Regions from separate parts of the Mus musculus genome. Here region 2 is linked to region 1. The links are chromatin contacts, found by Hi-C or POLR2A ChIA-PET in ENCODE. All regions are on one chromosome and are shown on one strand. The core of a region is the stretch at or near the end of the contact, and the rest is flanking DNA. Distances in the headings are between cores, read along the strand shown. Region 1 holds the start of Mnt (max binding protein). Region 2 overlaps Rap1gap2 (RAP1 GTPase activating protein 2).

What was found. A loop is a pair of places that touch in the nucleus more often than their neighbours do. ChIA-PET counts read pairs that join two places held with the same protein, here RNA polymerase II (POLR2A).
Region 2: POLR2A ChIA-PET joins it to region 1 with 12 read pairs in embryonic stem cell. The contact joins the enhancer-like site here to the promoter of Mnt in region 1. A Hi-C loop is called at or near these places in 1 of 37 maps with a recorded cell type or tissue (v-Abl transformed pro-B cells). POLR2A ChIA-PET finds 5 or more read pairs at or near these places in 2 of 5 experiments (both embryonic stem cell).

The regions. Positions count from the first base shown.
Region 1 is chr11:74,829,187-74,832,616 of GRCm38, reverse strand. Mnt (max binding protein) reads right to left here and starts at 1,693. Exons shown (of 6, transcript NM_010813.3): 1 at 1,216-1,693. The coding sequence starts at 1,288.
Region 2 is chr11:74,553,025-74,556,934 of GRCm38, reverse strand. All of the region lies in intron 2 of Rap1gap2 (RAP1 GTPase activating protein 2), which reads left to right. Among named protein-coding and RNA genes, the nearest start is that of Rap1gap2, 35 kb to the left of the region's middle. Within about 2 kb of position 2,073, at least 1 of the 3 ENCODE cell types and tissues checked has a DNase peak (open chromatin) inside an H3K27ac peak, as active enhancers do.

The DNA.
Region 1 (3,430 bases), core at 444-2,943:
GTTGTTGCCAGAAGGGCTTAGGGACACTGTTAGTGGGTCAGTGAGATGTTACTTATAGATGTCACCCTGAGATTCTGAGGATTCCCTCGCTACAGGATCAAAAACAGGAGGATCCAGCAAGAGCCTAGGTGAACATAGCTCCTCCTACCCAGGGCAAAGGCTCTCCCTGGGAGATGGCCAGCAACCAGAGCTGGAGGCCAACCCGACTCCAGGCCCCTCGCCAGCCCCGCCCAGACCCCGCCCCTAGGCAACCGCGAGGCGGTGAGGAGGGGCCGGGCCGCACAGTCCCCAGCGGGAGTGTCCCCCGTGCACGTGGTCGGGGGCGGGGCCTGACTACGTCAGCAGTCCGGGTAACCAACGGGCTTGGGACGCAGGCACACGCAACATTCCAGCCAAGAGCGGGTTTGAAACGCGCAGACACGCCACATTCCACACCGGCTAAAGCAGGGCAAGGCAGGGGGGCCTAGGGCTGCCCCCAGCGACCCGCGGGACACTCACATGCACCCAATCAGCGCAGCTCTCAGCCAAAGCTAGACGTGCGACCCAGCCCAGCTCTGGGAGGCGGGGTCAGGCGGGGCTGGCCAGGATCATAAGACACGCGATGTCATTTCATTCTGCAAAGGCCGCCTCCGCCCCAAGCAGCGCGTAGATCTGCCGGGAGCGCTCCCCGCACCCTCCAGCCCAGGCCAGGGAATCCGAAGAGCAGCTCGGCGTAGAGTATTCCCCACCCCCACTCAGTTACGCACACGCCCACTCGTGTGCTGTACAAACACACCCGTGTACAGGTCCGTTCATCCGCTCTTCCCCGGTTCCCATCACACATCATCTTGGTGCTCACACGCAAGCACACGCGGGTCTGCCACCCCCACACATCAACATCCCTCTCCCCATCCCCCGGTTCACACATCCTCAATGGTAGCGAGGGCGCCGCCCGCCCACAACTAAGGGGCCCCCCACTGAAGGTGTACGGGGGTGCCAGTCAGCTAGGGTGGTACCCGCAGAAACTGGGTCCTTCTTTGCATGTTAATGAATTCATTAATTATTTTCAACGTTCGCATCACTCCTCCCGGACGGCAGCTCTTGCGGGGAGTTTGTGCCCGGCTTTTTAGGTCGCGCCATAGAGGGGCCTCCCTGCGATTTCCAGTGGGTTCAGGGATCGGGGTCACTGGCCTCCCCTTCTGCCCAGTGCCCCAGGGGCCCAGCCGGGCCGCTCACCACGTGCTCTCTGTTGTTGCTGCGCTTGCCATTCCAGGAAGCGGGCCGCCTCCAGTAGCGTCTCTATGCTCATCGCGGCGAGAGCAGCCGGGGGCGCGCCGGGGCCGAGGCTGCGGCCCGCGAGCCAAGCACAGGTCAGGCTGGCGGGCCGGCAGGAGGGAGGGATCACCTCCGGGGGGCGACAGGGCTGGGCGGCGCAGCGCACTCCTCAGAAAAGAACGGGGGAGCACGGGGAGAAAAATCAATGTCTCCCAAAATATTTGCAAAATAAAAATTTGCAAATTAAAAAAATTTTGATGCAAAAAATAAAAAAGGCGGCACTGCCTTCTTCCTTCCTTCTTCCTCTTCCTCCCTTCCGATGCCTCCCGCCCCGCGGCCCCCGGAGTCCCGCCGACAAGAAAGGGCTTTGCAACAAGATGGCGAGGAGGCACCGACACACACAACAAGGGAAGGAGCCGCGCTGCCCCCGGCCGCCGCCCCCGCTACTACACCGGGGCCGCAGCCAAAGCCCGGACCGGAGCCCCCGCCCGCAGGGCCGCGGCGTCTCACTGAGGGCGGGGCCGCGCCAGGGATGGCCCCGCCCACCGCGCGCGCACACGTGGCTTGGGTGGGGGTGAGAAGATGGAACCAGGCTTCCTCGCTGTTTCCGCTTTCCCTACTTGCCCCTCCTCTCCGTGGCCAGCCACAAGTTAAACGGGGTTTGCGTGCTTAGGGCATTCACGGCGGGATCTGCCTTGCTGAGAGAATGGGAAGCCCAAGGCTTCGGTTAGCTGAGACAGCGGTGACACAGGTCAGGGAGACCTATAGTCTGACCCCTAGGTCTCTTCGCCCCACGTAGACACGACCTAAATCCCGCAGCCGTCCGGTCTGTCGCAATTCCCCCCGGGATCCGCCCCTGGGCGGAGCTGACAGCAGGCTGCTAGAGTCCTGACAGAGGGACGGGAGAGCTGATCCCGTTCCGGATTTTGTCTCTGTTCCTCCCCCCGCAGTGCGTTCGCATCCTATTAGGCTACATCACCAGGCCGCCCGCCAATGGGCGGGCAGGACAACACGGCATGGAGCAGCTCCACATGGACACCCCGCGCCGCCAGCCTTCGGTTTAAAGGGACAGTGTCTACAGGGTCGTATTAGCGGGTGCGGATAGGGCCACCGGGTGACGGAAGGGTGAGACACCTACAGGGGAATTCCGCAGTCCATCCCCTGCTTTACATTACCCTCCCATTCAAAACCAGGGCTTACTTCCCTTCTCCTAAATTCTTTGTCCACCGGTTTCTGATATGGGTGGGGACTAAAAGTGTGCCACTCTAGAGGGCACCTCGTTGTTGGGCCCCGGCACCAGTAATCAAAAGGAGAAGCGTCCAAAGCCCAGGCCGAGGAGGCGTGGCCTAAATCAGGAACAACAACGTGGAGGGCGGAAGCCGCGCGCTACCCTAGCGGCCCGCTGGGCGCGGGGCGGGGTCGCTCACTGTGTTGGGTTGGAACCGCGCACTCTCCTAAGCTCGCCAGTCAGTCTTTATCTTGGCTGCAGGGCTTAGGACTGTCCCTAGGTACAGTCAGAAAGATCTTTGAAGTCAGCTTGCCCAAATCATTGCACTTTGCAGGTAAGAAAACTGAGGCCCAAGTGAAGGGACTACTCCAACTGCTCCTTGTTCATTGAGCAACTCGTAGTCTAGTCAGACCTCTCTCAACCGCCAGCTGCCTCTTACCACCTCGGGTCCTCGCAAAAGTGAAGAACTATCAAACTGCAGTTCAGGAAGGGGGCTGAGCACTTACATCTTCTTGATTAGGACAACAAAAATATCCTACATCTGGAACTCTCTTTGGTGGAAAGCCATACAATCTCCATTCGTACAGTTAGCATTGAAAAGCACTAGAATATTATGGGCACAACGAAGCCGATGCAATTACTCTCAGTGCTAGGGATAGTCAGTTACCTGTTAATGCTTCAACCTCCATGGTAGCCAATGCAAGGGAAATGGAGACATGCCAGTCGGTGCTTTCAGGATCTTGGGCTCCATCGCACAGCACCGGAAACCCAACCATAAGATCGTAGAGCGGGCCACCGTGACAATCCAACCTATCCAACATTACCTGCCTACTTCAGGAGCTGCCAGGAACACAGAACAAAAGAGGGTGGCGGGTCTCCCTTCCCCTTCAGGTTTATCCTAGAGAAAGACACCCGGCACAGCTGAATGGAGTCTTTGATCTTGATGTA
Region 2 (3,910 bases), core at 824-3,323, 280 kb after region 1:
TCACACTAATCCAGGGCTCCACTCTTCACAGTGGTCTGGATGGTCCCTGGGGGTGGGGTGGGGTACGGGGGCGGTGTCTGTCCTGGTCCCTGTAGGATGTCTAACAAAATCTCCGGATCTCTACCCACCTATTGCCAATACCACACACCTTCTAGCTGTGGCAAGGAAAACCATCTCCAGGTTTAACTGAACTTTTGAGGTCATAGCCTCCCTACCATCCATAAGCATGTGTGCAGAACAGGGTCTACCAACCAGTGGGTTACTTTGTAGATTTCGGAGGCAGGCAGTCTGGGTTTAAATCCTGTCTCCACCTGCTGGATGACCTGAAGCAATTTAGTAATCTCAGGTTCAAATCTCACCTCTGTCAGTTTCTGGATTTGCTTTCTTGCAAATATGCCTCCACCCTTCCTTTCCTGATTTAGCTTCCTTCACTCCTGGTGTACACAGCCACTGCTTCCTCAGCCTCCCGGAGCAGAGAGAGTTTCTCTGGTCAGGGGCACAGTGAATGCTGTCTCTATATGGCTTCTGTCTGCTCTTATTCCCCGAGGTCAGAGCCAGCAGGAGCTTTCTGCAGTGTTTGTTGCCCTGGCCAGGTGGCTTGCCTCCCTGCCTCTGGCTGATCTGTGAATAGGCAGGCTACCCACTGTGTGAGCCTCCGCCCCACACCCAACTCATTCTGAGAGGGTGGAGTGGGCGGAAATCCGCGCCTGGCAGGCCACAAAGCCACATAACTGACTTGCGGGGCCCTGCCCTTGGGGAGGAGGATGCTGACAGCAGCTGGCTTGGCCTGGGTGCTTGGCTGCCTTTAGATGCCTGTGGTAGACAGGAGCTGCGGCTGCAGGAGGAGTTTCACAGGCCTGTTAGTTACTGAGCTCAGGAGCTGGATTCAGGAGGTACAGCCCCACCTCCATTCTGCTATGACCAGTGTAGGTTGAATCAGTGGCTGGTTACTCTGCTGGCCAGGCAGATCAGTCCAGGGGCTGGGTTAAAAGGCAGCTCCTTGGGCCCCATCTGAGGGACTCCTCTTTATCACCCTTGGGTGGGGCTCAAGAAGCCTTGGTGTTTGTTACCACGGCAGGACGTGGTCCTTGAGGTGAGGTAGGCCACAGCTGCTTGGGATCTAGTTTGTTTAAAGGGCTTTCACCTTTGGGTCTGGGGAAGATGACTCAGGGGTTAAGAGCACCGGATACTCTGGCAAAGGACCAGGGTTCAATTCCCAGCATCTACATGGCAGTTTACAACCCTCTGTAACTCCAGTTCCAGGAGATCTAGTGTCCTTTCCTGGCCTCTCCAGGTTTCAGGTATGCATGTGGTACACAGACATACATGCAGGCAAACACTAATATACATAAAGTAAAAATACATTTTTTTTGTTTGTTTTTTTTTCTCTTTTGAGGGTTTCTCTCTGTAGCCCTGGCTGTCCTGGAACTCACCCTGTAAACCAGGCTGGCCTCGAACTCATAGTGCTCTGCATGCCTCTGCCTTCCAAGTGCTGGGATTAAAGGGTACACCTTGGCTAAAATAAGCAAATACATATATATATTTTAAGCTCTGTTCCCACAGTGCAGATCCAGTGGTCAGGTTCACATGCTCTGGGTGTACTTAGGGAAACCACACAACCTTCCTGTGCTCCAGTTTCCTTACCAGTGAATATTAATAGTGCTACACACGGTGCTGCTGTGAGCTTTGAGCGTGATAGCTCAGGAGAAGCGTGGAGCACGGTGTCTAATCATAGTGCTTCTGGTGGTGTACAATAGTCCTGGGCTGTGTGATCGCATACAGAACCGCACGACATGCCCACAGGACTGTAAACACCCCCACGGACCCACCAGAGCAAGCTGGATTGATGTGCGCATCCACTCACGTCTACCCGATGACGACAGAGGTCACTAGACAGACAGGAGGCGCTGGGGGTAGACGAGTGTGTGTGTGTCTGTGTGTGTGTGTGTGTGTGTGTGTGTGTGTGTGTGTGTACACAAAGCCCTGAGGACTGGGCCTTTCTCTTACATGCTGGTATTATTCCCAGAGTAGCAGCACCTGGGCTGAGCTCTAGGAGCCCAAGGTGCCCCTTGTTTCCATAGCAACCACTGTGTGGCAAACAGGAGAATGAGGGGGAGGGAAGATGGAAAGCCTGCGCTGCAGGCTTCCAGGGCCTTCCTGCCTTCTGAGCTGGCTTCCTTGTCTCCTCTAAACTCAGGACTTCCCCTTCCTTCTCTCCTCCCTCCCTCCCTGCCTTAGGTAGTGCTGTGCTAGGCATCTGGATACTTGAGGCCCAAAACGGATGGACCATTGCTAACAGTTCTGATGTGGATCTGGAACTTAAACCTGGCCTCGTGCATGCCAGGCAGGTGCTCCAGGGCTGAGCGACACCCTCAGCTGACAGCTATCATTTTAATCTAACATTCACCAACTCTTTTCATTTTAATATAATATATATAATAGAAAAAGTTTCCTCCCTCCCTTTCTCCTTCCCTCCCTTCCTTCCTTCTTCCCTCCCTCTCTGACTCCCTCTCTCTCTTCTCCCTTCTGACAGAGTCTCACCTAGCCCAGTCTGACCTTAAACTCATTATGTAGCTAAGAAAAACCTTGAACTTCTAACCCTCTTCTTGCCTCCACGTCCCAAATGCTGGGATTACAGGCTTACGCCACCATGCATGGTTTATGCAGAGTGGGTGTCCATGCTAGGAGCTACATTTCCAAAACATACCTTGTTAGCCCCTTAGGTGCATCGCTCAGTGGTATTAGGCGCTCGAGCCTTGCTGTGCATCAGTGTGCACTTTATTATCGTAAATGGATCTCTGCACCCACTCCATAATAGCTCTTCATTCCCTATCATCTTCTTTCCCATGGCCACTTACTATAGAGGCTTCCAGATCCATTGGTGTTGCAGCATATGTCAGAATTTATTTTGTGTGTGTATGTATGGTATGTTCCTGTGTGTATGGGGACCAGGGTAGTATAGACGTCTGTGTCTCTGTGTGTATGGGGCCAGGGTGGTATAGATGTATGTGTTCCCCTGTGTATGGAGGCCAGGGTAGTATAGATGAATATGTTCCTGTGTGTGTGGAGGCCAGGGGTAGTAAGAATGTATATGTTCCCATGTGTATGGAGACCAGGGGTTGATGTTTGGTGTCTTTCTCAGCTGCTCTCCACTCGACTACTCTCCAGCTCATTTATTCCTTTTGTTCCCCTTAGTTTTGAGACACTCTCTTATTGGCTTGCCACTTCTGCTAGATTGTTTAGTCAGCGAACCACAGGGACCTCTGTCTGTGGCTCCTCAGGACTGGGATTACAGGTGTGCACTCCAGTCACACACACACACACACACACACACATATCACATGGATGGGGATTGAACCCAAGTCCTCATGCTTGTTTGGCAAGCACTTTATAGACTGGGCCATCTCTTCAGTTTCATACGATTAGAAGTAATCTGTGGGTTTTGTGTATGTAATTGACCTTTCTGGGTTTCATATCCAGATTCAACCTACCTTGGATTGAAAATACACATAGTTTTGGACAGAGCCTCACCATGTAGTCCTTGCTGGCCTGGGTCTTGCTCTGTAGATCCGGCTAGCCTAGGATTCATAGAGATCCACCTGCTCCTGTCTTTTGAGTGCTGGGCTTAAAGACATACACCATCATGCCCAGCAATACATATGTTTCAAACCGTACCTGCATTGCACAGGTGCAGGCCCCTTTGCTTGCTCTTATTCCTGGGATGACACAGGGTAACTTTTGCTTACACAGTGTTGCAGAGTGTTAGACATCATAAGTAATCCAGAGAAGATGGGCTTCATACAGGAGGATGTGTGGACTCCATGTGGGTACCAGTCCATTCTGGATAAGAGACTTCAGCATCTTTGGATCCTGACATCTGTTGGAGTTGATCCTGTCCTTTGAGACTACT